Linked DNA regions of Homo sapiens: regions 2 and 3 are each linked to region 1. Evidence: chromatin loops called from intact Hi-C (ENCODE). Cell type or tissue: Calu3. All regions are shown on one strand. Each heading gives the region's core, and the rest is flanking DNA. Links, peaks and the distances in the headings are about the cores only. Region 1 has its middle 65 kb from the start of ESX1. Region 2 overlaps IL1RAPL2 (interleukin 1 receptor accessory protein like 2). Region 3 has its middle 140 kb from the start of IL1RAPL2.

Evidence for each region. Peaks named below come from ENCODE experiments on the same cell type or tissue, not always from the same donor. Only the 100,000 strongest peaks of a DNase experiment are listed, where the experiment ranks them.
Region 2: a loop joins it to region 1, with 2.6 times the contacts of the local background. A loop is called at or near these places in 3 of 110 quality-filtered maps.
Region 3: a loop joins it to region 1, with 8 times the contacts of the local background. A loop is called at or near these places in 3 of 110 quality-filtered maps.

What each region holds. Positions count from the first base shown.
Region 1 is chrX:104,316,236-104,322,774 of GRCh38, reverse strand. No RefSeq gene overlaps it. Among named protein-coding and RNA genes, the nearest start is that of ESX1, 65 kb to the right of the region's middle. In Calu3, for the core only: no CTCF peak of the experiment used is centred there; a DNase peak (open chromatin) is centred at 3,874.
Region 2 is chrX:104,712,762-104,717,761 of GRCh38, reverse strand. All of the region lies in intron 2 of IL1RAPL2 (interleukin 1 receptor accessory protein like 2), which reads right to left. Among named protein-coding and RNA genes, the nearest start is that of IL1RAPL2, 150 kb to the right of the region's middle. In Calu3, for the core only: no CTCF peak of the experiment used is centred there; no DNase peak of the experiment used is centred there.
Region 3 is chrX:104,427,663-104,434,201 of GRCh38, reverse strand. No RefSeq gene overlaps it. Among named protein-coding and RNA genes, the nearest start is that of IL1RAPL2, 140 kb to the left of the region's middle. In Calu3, for the core only: no CTCF peak of the experiment used is centred there; a DNase peak (open chromatin) is centred at 1,641.

The sequences.
Region 1 (6,539 bases), core at 810-5,809:
TCCTTCTCGAAATTTCCTTTAAAATGTCTCATGCTGTTAGGATACAGTGGCTCATGACTATAATCCCAACATTTTGGGAGGCTGAGGTAGGAGGATCGCTTGGGGGCAGGAGTTTCAGACCAACCTAGGCAAAATAGCAAGGTCCCCTCCGCAGAAAAAAAAAATTAATTAGAAAGGCGTGGTGGCACGTACCTATAGTCTTAGCTATTTGGGAGGCTGAGGCGGGAGGATCACTTGAGCCCAGGAGTTTGAGGCTGCAGTGAGCTATGATTGTGCCATTGCACTTCAGTCTGGGCAACAGAGCGAGACCCTGCCTCTTAAATATATAAATATATATTTTATATATATATATATGTATTTTTTTTTTGAGACAGAGTCTCGCTCTGTCACCCAGGCTGGAGTGCAGTGGCAAGATCTCGGCTCACTGCAACCTCCACCTTCCAGGTTCAAGCGATTCTCCTGCCTCAGCCTCCCGAGTAGCTGGGATTACAGGCACCCACCACCACGCCAACTTAACGTTTTTATTTTTAGTAGAGACAGGGTTTCACCATGTTGGCCAGTCTGGTAACTCCTGACCTCGTGATCCGCTCACCTCAACCTCCCTAAGTGCTGGGATTACAGGCGTGAGCCACTGTGTCTGGCCCACCACGCTAATCTTTCGATTGTCATAGCTTCTTCCAATTAAAAGTTCAGTACTACTTTCAACATGTTACCTAATTAATCCAAAATCCTTCTATAAACACTCCTCACTGGGTCTACATGCCTTAATAATCACTGGTCCTCCAACATGTTCTCTGCCTCTGCACCTCCTAAATGATGGTTCTTGAATTGTGATCACAATGAACACCTGCATCAGCAACATCTGAGTTCCATGATAAAAACGCATACTACTGAGCCCCATCTCAGACCTACTGAATCAAAACCTGAGGGTAAAGCCTAGGAATCTGCATTTTTCTCATGCTACCCAAGGAAATTCAGTGCATTCTAAAGCTGGGGAACCACTCTCTAGTTTCCTGCTCTAAACAGAATCCATCATCATCCCACAGTGTGTTATCTATTGCTGTACCAAATGACTCCCACATTTAGTGGCTTAAAACAGTACACACTGATTATTATCTCATCTTTTCTGTGGATCAGAAACCCAGTCATAGCTGCAGTGTGTCCTTTGGCTCAGAGTCTCTGAAAGACAAAAATCAAGGTGTTGGTCTGGCCTGCAGTCATCTCAAGGCTCAACTAGGAAAAGATCTGCTTCCAAGTTCACTCACATGGCCAATGGCAGGATTCAGTTCTTCAGAGGCTGTTGACCAATAGCTGCCCTCATTTCCTTGCCATGTGGAACTTTCCATTGGTCAGTTCACAATATAGCAACTTATTTCATGTTTTATCAGCGCAAACAAGCAAATACGGCCAGAGAGAACGAGTAGTAGCAAGGCAGAAGTCACAGTCTTCTGCAAACCTAATAATGGAAGTGACACCATCACTTTTGCTGTATTCTCTTTGTTAGAAGAAGTCACTAGGTCCAGCCCACACACAAGGGGAGAGAAGGGATTACACAAGGGTGTGAATATCAGGAGGAGGGGATCATTGGGAGCCATTTCAGAAGCTCCTGCCACAGCCTCCTCAACATCATATACACACGTGTCAGCCCATGTTTTGTCTATTTATCCAGCCAGTATGGAAGGATTAAAAACAACAGCAGTCCGGGCACGGTGACTCACATCTATAATCCCAGCACTTTGGGAGGCCAAGGCGGGTGGATCACCTGAGGTCAGGAGTTCAAAACCAGCCTGGCCAACATGGTGAAATCCTGTATCTACCAAAAATATAAAAATTAGCTGGGTGTGGTGTTGTGAGCTTGTAGTCTCAGCTACTCAGGAGGCTGAGACAGGAGAATCGCTTGAACCCGGGAGGCAAAGGTTGCAGTGAGCTGAGATCATACCACTGCACTCCAGCCTGGGAAACAGAGCGAGACTCCATCTCAAAAAAAATAAATAAAATTTAAAATAAATAAATAAATAAAAACAACAGTGGTGTGGTTCGCAAGAGCACAATACATAAAGCTGTGATTAGCCTAGTCTGATTTCTTGCCTTACAAAAGTCTCTGATTTTAGCGAAGAAGAAGGCAATTGATCACGGCCCAAAGTGGGTATTTGGCTTTCCAATAAACACATATTCATCAGTTAAGCCAGTTTTCAACCCTGCTGGAGATTAGAATACCTGGGGAGCTTTTATTTAAAAATACTGATGCCCAGGGTCCCACCAAAGGTATTTAAATCAGAATTTCTGAGACTGGAGCTATAGAACTAGCATTGTTTTAAGGATTTTGTTCTGTTTACTTTTAATTTTTTTATAGAATCAGCTTTTTTAAAAGATCTCTAGGTGATTCTAATACACAGTTAGGATTCAAAACCCTTGGGCTGGCCCATTCTTCCACCTTCATTTCCTTTTTTTGACAACTGTTGTATGGAAACAGCTACTGCTTAGGATAGGTTGGAAGCCTCTTCCACCTGATTTGGGAATACCCTGTGAAGGAGAAAGAATTGGATGCCAGGTTTGAAAAACAGCAGGAAAGTCTCTTAGTGGAAGCTGACAGAGGTGGCCTGAGAGAGGGTATCAGGTTTGAGACATATCTAGGCCAGAACAAGAGCACACAAAGTCAATATGTTTTCGGTCACTGCCTGCTAGCAACCTGGTAATGGGTTAGGAACGACAGGCAGAAGAAAGGAATGGAAGATATGTCCCCTGAAACAGATGTTGCAAACTGACAGCCCATGGGTCAGATGTGGCTCACAAAAGTGTTGCCTGCACATGTGTGTGCACATGTGTAGGTATGTGTAGTATGTGTGTTTTGTTCACTGCGGTCAAGGTTTACATAAATAAATATTTCTACCTACAAATTATTCACATCTGGAAAAAAGGTAAGAGAATTTAACACACATCCCTGGTATATTAAATTCTGAAAGTTTACATTTTTCTTCCAACAGTCTTACAGCTTCACTGAGAAATTCAACTCTAAAATATGCATAAAAATAAATAAAAGAAAATATATACATAAACCATCAATTAAACTTATTTGCTACCGATGAAATCAGGGAGAGAACCCGTTTCTTTCTTTCTTTCTTTCTTTCTTTCTTTCTTTTTTCCTTTTTTTGAGACAGGGAGACAGGGTGTCACTCTGACATCCAAGCTGGAGTGCAGTGGCGCAATCACAGTTCACTGCAGTCTTGATTTCCCAGGCTCAAGTGAACTTCCTACCTCAGCCTCCTGAGTAGCTTGGGCCACAGGCACCTGCCACCATGCCCAGCTAATTTCTTCATTTTTTTTTTGTAGAGATGGGGTTTTGCTATGTTGCCCAGGCTGGTCTCTAACTCCTGAGATCAAGCAATCTGCCTGCCTCGGCCTCCCAAACTGCTGGGATTACAGGCGTGGGCCACCACAGCTGCCCGTTTCTTTTTAACAACGCTGAGAATTAATACATAAAATGGGGAGTCTATAGGCTTACACTGAATAATAATACCTAGAATTAGCACGGTATTCATAAGTAGTACTTAATAAATATCCTTAACTATAAGTTACTGCTTCCTATCGACAGATTGTTTTTAATTGGGCATACTGCTTTTTAAAAATTGGAATGTGTTCCCAATATTTAAAATAAGGAAATTTTATATAAAGATCCAGATCTGGGGCCTCTCTTAAAAACTGGTAGCTTTGATTCTCACAAGGTAACAATTGGCAGGAAGTGAATTGCAGTTGTTACCTCTCCCTCCCCACTGTCTCCCAAAAGGAACACACCCAAAGGAACACACCACACATCCTCTGCCTTGCCCCAGCAGACAGCTGGAAGGCAGTATAAGAGAGTGACTAACAGTGTAGACTCTGGAGCCAGAGTGCTCTGTGTCCAAAGGTTACTTCCGTCTGGCACTGTTGAATGGTGTGACTCAGGTAAGTTATTTAACATCTCTGTGCCCCAGTCTCTTTTTCTGAAAATCACGGCTCATAATAAAACCTACTTTACAGGATCATTAAGAGGATTAAGCAAGTGAGCTAATACATACAAAGAGCTTAGCCCAGTGCTTAGCCAAAAGGTAGGCACTCAGTAAATGTTAGGCATTGTTATTTGAATGCAGTAGAACAGTAGTTACGAGCAAATGCACTGGCAGAAAGACAAAAACCACATGCTCTCACTTACATGTGGAATCTACAACAATGGAACTCACAGAAGCAGAGAGGAGTTATCAGAGACTGGGGCATTGGGGGAATGAAGAGATGTCAATCAAAGGTTACAAAGCTGCAGTAAGACGGGAGGAATACCTGATAAGTATTTAAGGTGATAGGTATGTAATTTAGATTGATTCTATCATTCCACACTGTATGTGATATGGTTTGATGTTTGTCCCCTAAAATCTCATGGTGAAATGTAATCCCCAGTGTCAGAGGTGAGGCCTGGTGGGGGTATTTCTTTCTTAGAGGCAGATCCCTCATGAATGGCTTAGAGCCATCCCTTGGTGATGAGTGAGTTCTAGCTCACCCTCAGTTAGTTCACACAAGATCTGTTGTTTAAAAGTCTTGGACTTCCCCCTTCTCTCTCTTGCTTGTTCTCACCAAGTGATATGGCAGGTTCCTCCTTTTAAGTTTTCTGAGGTCTGCCAGTGTCATGTTGCTTGTACAGCCTACAGAACCATGAGCCAAAATAAAACTCTTTCTTTATAAATTACCCAGCATCAGGTATTCCTTTACAGCAATGCAAATGGACTAATGCAGCATACATATATCATAACATCATTGTGTATCCCATCATTGTATACAATTATAATTTGTAAAAAAAAAAATTAAAAAATCAAAAGAAACCCATCAAAAACAAACAAAAAAGAGCATGTGCACTGGAGTCAGCACCAAAATCCCAGCTCTAGAAAGTACTAGCTGTGTAGCCTTAGAGCAAGTTACTTACTATTCTTCAGTTTCCTCCTCTGTTAAATGGGAACAGCAATGATATCCACCTTGTAGGGTTGCTGTGAGAGGACTAAGTAAGATAAGGTTTGTAAGGTGCTTGGCACAGAGTAAATACCCAATACAGGTTACCTATTATTGTGGTTCCTACCCATCGGGAAGATGAGATTAGCACACAGGGCACAGGCCAGGAAGATCAAATCGAGAGGCAGGTTGAGTGATGGGTAAACTAAAAAGCCTATGAGGAGTAGGAGATGATGAGAAAGTTTTAAAGCACATTTGGGCTGGGCGCAGTGGCTCACACCTGTAATCCCAGCACTTTGGGAGGCCGAGGCAGGCAGATCACCTGAGGTCAGGAGTTCAAAACCAGCCTGGCCAACATGGTGAAACCCTGTCTCTACTAAAAATACAAAAATTAGCTGGGCATGGTGGTATGCACCTGTAATCCCAGCTACTGGGGAGGCTGAGGCACGAGAATCACTTGAACGCAGCAGGCAGAAGCTGCAGTGAGCCAACATCACGCCATTGCACTCCAGCCTGGATGACAGACCTAGACTGTGTCTCAAAGAAATAAAAATAAAAGTAAAAAAATAAAGCACATTTTAAGGCCAGAGCAAACATTAGGGACTTGCTTCAGAGGCTGACTCTTAAGAGACAAAGAAATGTACCCATTTAATCTGCCACACGCCCAAGTGTGTTGGGAACGTGTTCCATAAACCTACACCCCTTGAAAGGCTACCTACCTTTTTTACAACCCATGATGTGACCAACATGATACACTGTGTTTTTAGACATCCAAGATAATTACAGCACTAAAAATAATGGCTCCATAGATATGAATGTTCCTGAAACTGACAGATGGGACAAGTAATGGAAGCAGAAATAACAGTGCAGGAGCAGCACTGCTGTTCAACCTCTCTCTGCCTGGCCTCTGACAAGGTAATCAAAACACATACAGAAGAGCTGCATTTTCAGCGGGGTGATGACACTTATGCATTAATGGATATCAAACTTTAACGACCACAAGACTTGGAAAGAGAAAAGCAGAAGTCTTCCTCCTGCTTCCCCACTTGTGGCATCCTCAGAGTCCTGGGCAGGATTCACTGATAATTTATGATGAGAGGGTTGATATCCAATTCACCAAGTATATCTGGGAGACAAGTATGATCATAAACAGCCCAAGGCAGATAAAACTCACATCTTAATTATCTATACATTCTCGCCTCATGACGCTTGTTGCACATCAACCCACAAATTATCTAAAGGAAAATTTTAATCTCAGTGAGGCTTCCCCCAATGCCTTTGAATACCCTATGTCCTCAGATGTGTGTTCTTGGAATACAAATTCATTTTAATATTACCCTAGGAAAAACAATAAGAAAAAGCCTACAGGCCAGGCATGGTAGCTCACGCCTGTAATTCCAGCACTTTGGAAGACCAAGGTGGGTCAATCACTTGAGCCCAGGAGTTTGAGACCAGCCTGGCCAACATGGTGAAACCCCGTCTCTACTAAAAATACAAAAATTAGCTGGACGTGGTGGTGGGTGCCTGTAATCCCAGCTACTCGGGAGGCTGAGGCAGGAGAATCTCTT
Region 2 (5,000 bases), core at 1-5,000, 400 kb before region 1:
GGGGGGGGAGATAGCATTAGGAGAGATACCTAACGCTAAATGACGAGTTAATGGGTGCAGCACACCAACATGGCACATGTATACATATGTAACAAACCTGCACGTTGTACACATGTACCCTAAAACTTAAAGTATAATAATTAAAAAAAAGAATGTGTTTGTTGATTGAGTGTCTGCCCCCCCTCCTCAGGCAACTCAGCTCAATTCAGTTTTGAAAACTTACAAATAAATAGGCCTACCTTCCCATTTTTGTATGAACCCTTGGATAAAGACCATAAAAGAAGGAATCAAAATGTTCTTTTTTTTTTTTTTTTTTAACTTTTAAGTTCAGGGGTACATGTGCAGGTTTGTTACATAGATAAACTTCTGTCATGGGGGTTCTGTCAATGAAGTAATACAGGGTTTGCTATACAGATTATTTCATCACTCAGGTATTAAACCTAGTACCCATTATTTATTTTTCCTGATCCTCTCCCTCCTTTCAACCTCCACCCTCTGATAGGCCCCAATGTGTCTTGTTCCCCTCTATGTGTCCATGTGTTCTCATAATTTAGCTCCCAATCATAAGTGAAAACATGCAATATTTGGTTTTCTGTTCTTGCATTAGTTTGCTAAGGATAATGGCCTTCAGCTGCATCCATGCCCCTGCAAAGGAAATGATCTTGTTTTTTATGGCTGCATAGTATTCCATGGCATATGTACCACATTTTCTTTATCCAGTCTATCATTCGTCAGCATTTAGGTTGATTCCATGTCTTTGCTATTGTGAATAGTGATGAAATGAACATACATGTGCGTGTGTCTTTATAACAGAATGATTTCTATTCCTTCAGGTATATACCCAGTAATGGGATTGCTGGGTCTAATGGTATTTCTGTTTTAGGTCTTTGAGGAAGTGTCACACTGTCACATACAATGGTTGAACTAATTTACATTCCCACCAATAGTGTATAAGTGTTCCTTTTTTGCCACAAACTTGCCAGCATCTGTTATTTTTTGACTTTTTAATAATAACCATTTTGGCTGGTGTGAGATGGTATCTCATTGTGGTTTTAATTTGCATTTCTCTAATAATCAGTGATGTTGGGCTTTTTTTCATATGCTTGTTGGGTGGATGTATGTCTTCTTTTGAGAAGTGTCTGCTAATGTTCTTTGCCTATTTTTTAACGGGATTGTTTGTGTTTTGCTTGTTGATTTAAGCCCCTTATAGATTCTAGATATTAGGCCTTAGTCAGATGCATAGTTTTCAAATATTTTCATTCCATAGATTATCTGTTTACTCTGTTGATAGTTTCTTCTGCTGTGCAGAAGCTCTTTAGTTTAATTAGATCCAATTTGTCAATTTTTGCTTTTGTTGCAATTGCTTTTGGTGTCTTCAATCATGAAATCCTTGTCCGTATCTATGTTCTGAATGGTATTACCTATTTTGTCTTCCAGGTTTTTTAGTTCTGGATTTTACATTTAAGTCTTTAATCCATCTTAGTTAATCTTTGTATGTGGTGTAAGGAAGGGATCTAGTTTTAATCTTCTGCATATCGTTAGTCATTTATCCCAGCAACATTTATTGAATAGGAAATCTTTTCCCCATTGCTTGTTTGTGTTAAGTTTGTCGAAGATCAGATAGTTGTGTGTGGTCTTATTTCTGGGTTCTCTATTCTCTTCCATTGGACTATGTGTCTGTTTTTATACTAGTACCATGATGTTTTGTTAGTGTAGCCTTGTAGTATAGTTTGAAGTCGGCTAGTGTGATGCTTCTAGCTTTGCTCTTTTTTCTTAGGATTACCTTGGCTATTCAGGCTGTTTTTTGATTCCATATGAATTTTAAAATAGTTTTCACTAGTTCGGTAAAGAATGTCAGTGGTTGTTTAATAGGCATAGCATTGAATCTATAAATTGCTTTGGGTAGTATGGCCATTTTAACAATATTGATTCTTCCTATCAATAGGCATGGAATGTTTTTCCATTTGTTTGTATCATCTCTGATTTCTTTGAGTAGTGGGTTATAGTTCTCCTTGTAGAGCTCTTTCACCTCCCTAGTTAGCTGTATTCCTGGGCATTTTATTTTATTATTTTTTTTTTTTAGCAATTGTGAATAGAAGCTCATTCCTGATTTGGTTCGTGGCTTGGCTGTTGTTGGTGTATAGGAATATTAGTGATTTTTGCACAATGATTTTGTATCCTGAGACTTTGTGAAGTTGTTTATCAGCTTAAGAAGAGTTTGGGCTAAGACAAACTATCAGAAGACAAGAAATAATCAAAGTCAGAGCTCAACTGAAGGAGATAGAGACACAAAAACCGTTCAAAAGATCAACTAATCCAGGATCTGGTTTTTTTTTTTTTTTTTGAAAAAATAGAAAATAAAATAGACTACTAGCTAGAGTAATGAAGAAAAAAGAGAAGATTCAAAAAAACACAATCAGAAATGACAAGGGGATATTATTACAGACCCCCACAGAAATACCAACAACCATCAGAGAATAGTATGAACATCTCTATGCACACAAACAAGAAAACTGGGTATAAATGGATAAATTCCCATATACATATACCCTCCCAAGACTGAACCAGGAAAAGATTGATTTACTGAACAGACCAATAATGAGCTCCAAAACTTAATTAGTAGTAAATAGCCTACCAATGAGAAAAAGCCCAGGACCAGATAGATTCACAGCTGAATTCTACCAGATGTGCAAAGAAGAGCTGGTACCATTCTTACTGAAAATATTCCCAAAAAATGAGGAAAAGGGACTCCTACCCAACTCATTGCATGATGTCAGCATCATTCTGTTACCAAAACCTTGCAGAGATACTACAACAAAAGAAAACTTCAGGCCAACATTCTTGATGAATATCAATGCAAAAATTCTCAACAAAATGCTGGCAAATTGAATCCAGCAGCACATCAAAAAGCTTATTCACTATGATCAAGTAGGCTTTATCTCTGGGATGCAAGCTTTGTTCAACATATGCAAATCAACAAATGTCAGTCATCACATAAAGAGAGCTAAAGACAAAAACCACACGATTATCTCAGTAGATGCAGCAAAGACTTTCAGAAAATTCAACATCTATTCATGTTAAAAACTTTCAATAAACTAGGCATTAAAGGAAGGTATTAGTCCATTCTCACACTGCTATGAAGAAATACGCAAGACAGAATACTTTATAAAGAAAAGAGGTTGAATTGATTCACAGTTCTGCATGGCTAGGGAGACCTCAAGAAACTTACAATCACAGCAAAAGGCACCACTTAACAGGGTGGCAGGAGATGGAATGAGAGCCGAAGGAAGAGGGAAGCCCATTATAAAACCATCAGATCTCCTGAGAACTCACTCATTACCATGAGAACAGCATAGGGGAAACTGCCCCCATGATTCAATTTTTTCCACCTGGTCCCACCCTTGACAGGTGGGAATTATTACAATTCAAAGTGAGATTTGTGTGGGGACACAGAGCCAAACCACATCAAGGAACATAACTCAAAATAATGAGAGCCATGTATATAACAAATCCACAGCCAACATCATACTGAATGGGCAAAAGCTGGAAGCATTCCCCTTGAAAACTGGCATGAAACCAGGATGCCCTCTCTCACCACTCGTATTCAACATAGTATTGGAAGTTCTGGCCAGGGCAGTCAGGCAAGAGAAAGAAATAAAGAGCACCCAAATAGAAAGAGAGGAAGTCAAACTATCCCTATTTGCAGATGTCATGATCCTATATCTAAAAAAACCCCATAGTCTCAAAATTTTCTTAAGCAGACTCATTCACTAAACTTGTATATATCCCTATTATTCACCTATATCAAAAATTCTCCTCTCCTTCTGGAAACATGGAAGACTTATTTCTCGGCTTCTCTCTGCCCCCTTAAATTTAGGCAAAGCCAGGTAATTAATTCTGACCAATGGCCCATGAGGGGAAGTGAACATATGTCATTTCAGAGATGAGGCTGAAACTATCAGATCAAAGCAGTCTAAGCCCCTGAGTCACTATATGGAAACGGGTTCCCTGGAAAGCAACCTGGACTCTCAGAAGAAGTAAACTTCTATTGGGTTAAACCACTGAAATGTGAGTGTTGATTATTACTGCAGCCTACCCTAGCCTCACACAACTTAACTGAAGTAATTTATTACACATATAATTCTACATATATATATATATACACATAAAAAGATGTGATGTTATACATGAAGAATAGGTTTAAAAAACTTGAATTCAACCAAACCCCATCTTGATTGTGGTTGCATGCCTCTGAGTATAGAAATAAGAGTCTGAATTTCAAAAACAAGTTCTCTGTCCTGAGTGAAAACAAGAGTAAGGTGGAAGGGATTACATTTTAAACAATTTCAAGTAATGTGCTTTGAGCTCATATTCGTGGTCTGTGTAGGGGGCTTGTTAGGGAAGCTGATCACAAATTGCTTTGTATTTCTCTCATTTCTGCAGGGGAGGAGGAAGTGGAGAAATATTGACAGAAGTAGGTAATAGAATCACTGAAATGGAAGTGGCCTTGGAGGGTCACCAAGTCCATTATTCTTTACCCAGGCCAGGTTAGAGCCATCCTAAACCTGAAAGTTAAAGAATATTGGTGAAAGATTTCCCAGCTTTCGTCACTGACTAATTAAAGATATCCCAGGGCCCATGCAGTACATAATTTGCTCTCCAATAGTAACACCAGGGACAATTCTGTAGGAAAGTAGGACATTTGTCTCCTAAAACACCAGCATTGAAAGCTTACAGAACTGATGCAAACACACCTAATTTGCCATTAAAATACTGTTATAAAGCTTTTGCCTATGGACCTGTTTTTATTATCAATCTGAAAAAAAGTTCCTCCCAATAAAATTCCTTGAAATAACTCTCACCAAAATGCCTCCTGTTTCAGTCAAAATCTACCTCTTCTTGTCTATTCTCAGTGCATATGAAAACAGCTGTCAAAGGGGATTTGTAGAGATGCCCCTGGGTCAGGGGCTGCTACAAAGGCTAGTAAAGTTTTGCCAACA
Region 3 (6,539 bases), core at 770-5,769, 110 kb before region 1:
AGGCCTGCTTCCTCTCTGGAGCAGATGCCACCAGTCTCAGAACATCATGGGGGTAGAGATGTAATAGGCAAAAGAGGCAAAAGACCATGTGGTGACACCATTGCACATTCATTTAGTGCTTCAGAATGTGCAAAGTGGCATCGCCTACACGATCTCATTTGTTCCCCTTACATTGGGGGCCAAGTCTAGGCAGGACTGGTATTAGTACCACCCCATTTGTCACATCAGGATCTCAAGATTCCATATGCTGACTGGACATGCCCCAGCTCCCACAGCCACTGAAGTAACAGAATCAGGATTTGGCACAGGTCAGCTGACTCCAAATCCCTGCATTTTCTGATAAAAGGATTTCAGAAGTAGGAATTTGGTTTTTGTTTTGTTAAAGTGCACCAGAGTATTCCTGGAAATGAACACGCCATTTTCAGTGTAGATATTAAGGGCCTGGCACATGCCCTATAGACTCCCTGAGAAGGCACACACTCTTATTGAGTATGGTTAGGACATTTCAGGGACACGTGGCACCCAGTCAGTCTGCCATCCATCTCTCGTTTCAGTCTCCCTTTTCTCCAAACTCCTACAAAATGTAAGTGCAGAAGTGTCTTGCTCAGTTCAGTTTTGCACTTATACTCTACTCGATCTAATTTACATTTCATCTTACCTGCTTTGATGTTGTTTCACAAGTCCTGTATCTCCAAACAGATTGAAAGCTCTTACATGTTTTTCCACTGTACCCAGCAATGTGATCACCAACAAATAAACATATGCACTCCTCTTTGTGGTTTCCAAGGCAGTTAGCTGCAGAGCCTCAGCAAACGCAGAACAAAGTAAATCAATAACGGCATTGAAAATTATTACCATTTACTGAGCACCTACTATATGCCAGGCAATTGGCAAGGAGCTTGATGTGCATTATCTTATTTAATTCTAACAATGTTATAAGGTTGATACTGTTATTATACATAACCTATAGAACAAACTAAAGCCCAGAGCAGTGATCCTCAAACTCTTTGATGTTAAGGCCACTTTAAACTTATAAAAATCTTGGAGAACCCCAACAAGCTTCTGTTTATGTGGAATATTATATGTATCTCAATACTTTGCAACTTAGAAATTAAAACTGAAGTTTTTAAAACCCAAGAACACACAAGCACACACTCCATTAGCCATCAGAGTGATGAAATCATCATTCATCATGGGGCCTCTGCAAATCTTCACTGTATATTCATGAGGGAATAGAAATGAAACAAGCAAGTAAGTTCTTACTGTTATTACAGAAATTGTTTGGACTTCACGGACTTCCTTGGATCTTCAGAACACACTTTGAAAACTACTGGCCTAGAGAGTTGATTGAATGTTCAAGATCACTCAAAAAGCTATCAGATTGAACCACAGCAGCATGAATCCAGAGGCCCTTCTTTGAGTCACTGGGCTATACTGATATTTGTTTGCCTCACTCTGGAGTCAGGAAGAAAAGGGGGTAGGTAGCTCCATGCCATTAGGACCAATTACCATGGTGACAATAAGTATAAGTGTTAGGGAAGCCAGGTGGCATGCTGCGTTCTTTGCTCAGGTGGGGGCAGCTCACTGCCCAGGGTCCTTGGACTTCCTTTCTGTCTTTCCCGAGGACAGAGCAAACATCTTGCCTAGAGACTTGATTGATGGCCCTCCCTCCTCTACATCTCCTTCCTTCTTCCGCATGTAGTGGCAAAGAGCAGAAGCTCTGACTCACTGGTTTCATGACCCTGGACAAACAATTTAATCTCTTTCTCATCTGTAAAATGGAGAAAAGAATAATACCTAACTCAAAGGCAAGATTGAGAGGGCTAAACAAGATAATGTATGTAAAGCTTTTAACACAGAGATGGCCATATAGTTATATCAAAAAGAAGCAGCAAATACAACTACCACTAATAATCATAATTTGTTGACCATTAACTCTATTTGAATTGGCATGCTAATGCTTTACATGTACTAATTCATTTAATCTTCACGACAACCTTTAAGATTGGGGTCATTTTGCCAATGAGAAAACTGGAACAGAGAGGTTAGGTGGCATTACAAGGTGACAGAACTCCTAAGTGATGACACTAGAAGTCAAACACCGGCTCTCTCATTCCAGAACCTGAGTTTAGAGCCATAAGGCTCTCCTCAAAGAAAAGTCCAAGCTGCTACACCCAGAGGAAGCAGAAAAACAGATCCTTATCCTAAAATCTCTAGATACAACATGAGCATAAGAAAACAAAACAGAGCCTTTCCCATCAACAATGTACAAAGGGCCAAGGAGACGAGGATTTTCGGGTCTGTGGATAGGATACCCACCACAGTTGCTCACTGGTGGCCAGATCAGAGCTCACAACTTCCTCCTAATCATCGGGTATTTGTTTCAAAGTCTTATAACCTCATGCATAATCTCTGCACCAAATAAATGGGAATCCCTTGCTTCACTCAATTACTCTTCATTGACTAACATAGTGGCTGATGTACTGAACCACAAGCACCTAGCTGGCTCTGAGGCAATCTCATGGAAGCTAGAGCCCCTCATTGGTGATCTGCTGAGTAATTAGTGGTTGACAGGTCACTTATTTTCCTGTTACTTCAAAGTGCAACACAGAAGACACTTATTTCATTTTACCGCTTTGCAACCGAGGTAGCCTAGGAAGCTAATGGATTTATGCTTCACTCTCTTGTTTACTTCTCCTTGAAAAGCAAAGGATCCCTTCACTGCCAGCCTCAGTGACATCAAATCAAGTAATGGAGTGAAACAGAGAATGTAGGGGATCAGGATTGGACCCTAGGTGTATGAATTAAAACGCAGTGCAATATCTCTGCCACTGGTGTCAGAAGGCATAATTTGTATAACGAGCAGCTGCAGGCAATTGCTCAGTGTGGTCTGAAGCAAGGGCTTTAATAAAATAACAGCTCACATTGATTGAATGTAATAAGTATGCCAAGCACATGCTTCACATGTATTAATTCATGGAGTCCTCACAACAGTGCTATGACAAAGGTCTTCTCCCCATTTTACAGATAAGGAAACTGAGACAGAGACCTGAAGTAATTTTGCCAAGGTTAAACAACTAGTAAATGCCAAAACTGGGATTTGAACCCAACTATTCTCACTCCAGAGCTACCTTCATATACTATACTGTCTCTGTTGAAGGAGGAAATAGTGCAAAATAAACTACTTTGATATGCTGGATCTTGTTTAATGAGTCATTCATCTAGTCAGCAAATCATTACTGTTCACCTTATGTGTGCCAGATATTACATCAACACTAGGGATCCTGTAGGTGAGGAGGGAAGTCCCTGCCTTTGTGAAACTTCAAATCAAATGTGGGAGACAGACACTAATCCAAAGAATTTCACCAGTAAGAGTAAAATCACAACCGTGACAGATGATACCAAGGAGAATTATATCATTCTTGGAAAACAGGTAATAGGAGACTGTGACCTTGAAGGAAGGAGGGGGCACACAATTAGAAATCCTTCCCTTAAGAAGTGACAATTGAGTTGCAATCTCAAGAGGTGGGGAAAGAGCATTCCAGACAGAAGGAACAGCACGTGAAAACTATTTTTTCTCCTTTTTCCCAAGCCTTTTTGACAGCTGCACTGGGCTCGTTCTCTGGCCTCAGTTTGAGTTAGATGGTTCACTTTATCATGGTGAGACAAACATGACAAACCTAAAAATAATGGCTTCCTTTTTTTTAAAGCAGCCTGATTGCATAAAAAGATTTAAAGCTCAGGGCTCACCATTTTATCTCTTTTCTCTAAGTGCCCAAAGATGAGCAGGGGTGTCAACCAAGACTAATTGTTCCAATTGCAGCTGAATTTCCACCTCCTTATGAACTGGTTCTAAAAGATCCCCTTTAACAAAGGAAAAAGGGCTAGTCAGAGCTGGAAGGGGGAGGCGGAGGTTCTGAGGGATGGTGTGGGAAAAAGGAAGAAGCTCAGAGGACGTGCTCCCTGCTGGACTGCATCAAAAGCTCTTTGCTCCCAGTTCTTGTTCCCTCCAAGCACATTTCTCCTGCCCTTCTTCCTACTCCCATCTGCCCATTAACCTTGAAGCCTGTGCAGTGAGCAGGGACATCTTAGAATCCATTTGAACTTGGGGCTTGGCTGCCAGCTTCCACTGAGACTTGGAATCAGGCTGTCCTTCCAGACAACAGGGATTAGCACAGCCCAGGGACAGAAACACATTTGGCAAGCACTTCCCTGTCCTCAGAACCCCCATACCTGCTACACCCTTCTGACATGAAGACCAAGCCACCTCCATCTCCTTACTCCCTAAAGCCCCAGAAGTACCCTGACATATCAATCCCTAATTTGGTATGCAAAAGGGCAGGACCCAAGCACATATGAGCTGGTTTCTTTTCTTTACTTATTTATTTGCATATTTATTTTGGCAATAAATAAAGACTTAGGATACTCTTCCTATATTTGAACATGAGTTCTTATCCCGGCAGTAGTCACAGTCCTTGGGCTACTGATTTCCACGCTTATGTGAGAGACAGACATTAACCCCAAAAATCTCACCACTCACAGTAAAATCACAACGGTGACAAGTGATACCAAGTAGAACTTTATGGTTCTCCATCTCCACGATACAGATATGGAGGAGTAGGATGGACTTGGTCTGAATTGATCTATAACGTTCCCTCCAGTAGAGTGGGAAGAGCAGCAGCCCCTATTCCTATGTGGTGGTTATGAACACAAAATCAGACTGCGTGGGTTTGGATCCTAGCTCCACCCCTTGCTAATTGTGTGTAAACCTGGATGTCTTTTATAAACTTTAGTTACCTCTTATGTAAAATGAGGACAATAATGTAAAATGGGGATAATAGTACTTAATCATAGCATAAAGTTGTTGTGGGGCTTAAATGAGGTGATACATGTAGAAGAGTGTCTTAAACTCACTAAGCTCTCAATACTTCTTAACCATTATTCTTTATGAACCATGTGCCTTCATTTCATGAAGCCAATTTAGCAATTCAGTGAAGTCCATGCAATCACACATCTACTGGTACCTGTGATTCTTTCTCTATCCCAATTATACAAGGTAAAGTACTAAATAATAACCTTGCTCCACTCCACATTTTTGATAAAGTTTTGCTACAAAACTGTATTTTGACCATTATTTTATTTTGGAGCTTGAGTTCTGTAAAGGGTTTTGTCATTTCTTCATTGCGAACCTCTTAAGCACATTATAAAACATTTTGTCCTCAAATACAATTACACAATAGATTTCTTACAAATCCATATATATGACATCCCCCATTAGCCATGGTGTCAGTTACCTACAGTCAACTTGTGGTCCAAAAATATTAAGTAGAAAATTCCAAAAACAAACAATTCATAAGTTTTAAGTTGGACACTTTTTTTTTTTTCTTGAGATGGAGTTTCGCTATTTTTGCCCAGGCTGGAGTGCAATGGTGCCATCTCGGTTCACTGCAACCTCCGCCTCCCAGGTTCAAGTGATTCTCCTGCCTCAGACTCCCGAGTAGCTGGGATCACAGGCGCACGCCACCACACCCAGCCAATTTTGTATTTTTAGTAGAGACAGGGTTTCGCCATGTTGGCCAGGCTAGTCTCGAACTCCTGAACTCAGGTGACCCTCCTGCCTCGGCCTCCCAAAGTGCTGGGATTACAAGCATGAGCCACTGCACCTGGCCTAAATTGGACACTTTTTCTGAGAAGCATTATGAAATCTCAGGCAGCCCTGCTCCACCATATCCAGTACATGAATCCTCCCTCTGTCCAGCACATCCATGCTGTCTACTTATTAGTCACTTAGTAGTCATCTCAGTGATCAGATCAACTGTAGAGATATTGTAGTGCTTGTGTTCAAGTGGCACTTATTTTACCTAATAATGGCCCCAAAGCAAAAAAGCAGTGATGCTGGCATAATGTTATCATTGATTTATGTGATATTTTATTATTACCTATTGTTGTTATCTCTTACTGTACCTAATTTATAAACTAAACTTTATCAATAGGGATGTATGTATCAGAAAAAAAAAACAGTATATATATATATATATATATATATATAGCCATGGTTTCAGGCATTCACTGGTGGCCTTGGAATGCATCCTCCACAGATTAAGGGGAACTACTGCATGTAATTGGAGTTAAAATATACTACCCTGAAGGGACTTTTATTCTTCCTTATATAGCAGTCATATTGCATGTACATTAAACCCCAAGGTTGAGGTTTTTCTCATTTTTTCTAGATTCCTGTGGGTCTGTGAGAAAAACCTGTGAAGACTCGTTACTGGTTTTTTTTTCCCCTGAATCAACAGTGACACTGATTTATAGCTTAATGGTGATCCCCGAGTACTTAATAGCACAGATTACACTGTAATAAATTCATTTCCTCTAGACTTAAGTGACTAACATGCTGGTCTATTACACTGGCATAATAATATAGGAACTTTCTTCCTGGTTACTGAGAAAATTTCTAAGGAATTGGTACCTACTTAAACCGAGTATTAAAAAAAATTTTCTGCTGGTGGATTCTTTCTATAAATTAATTCTTACCT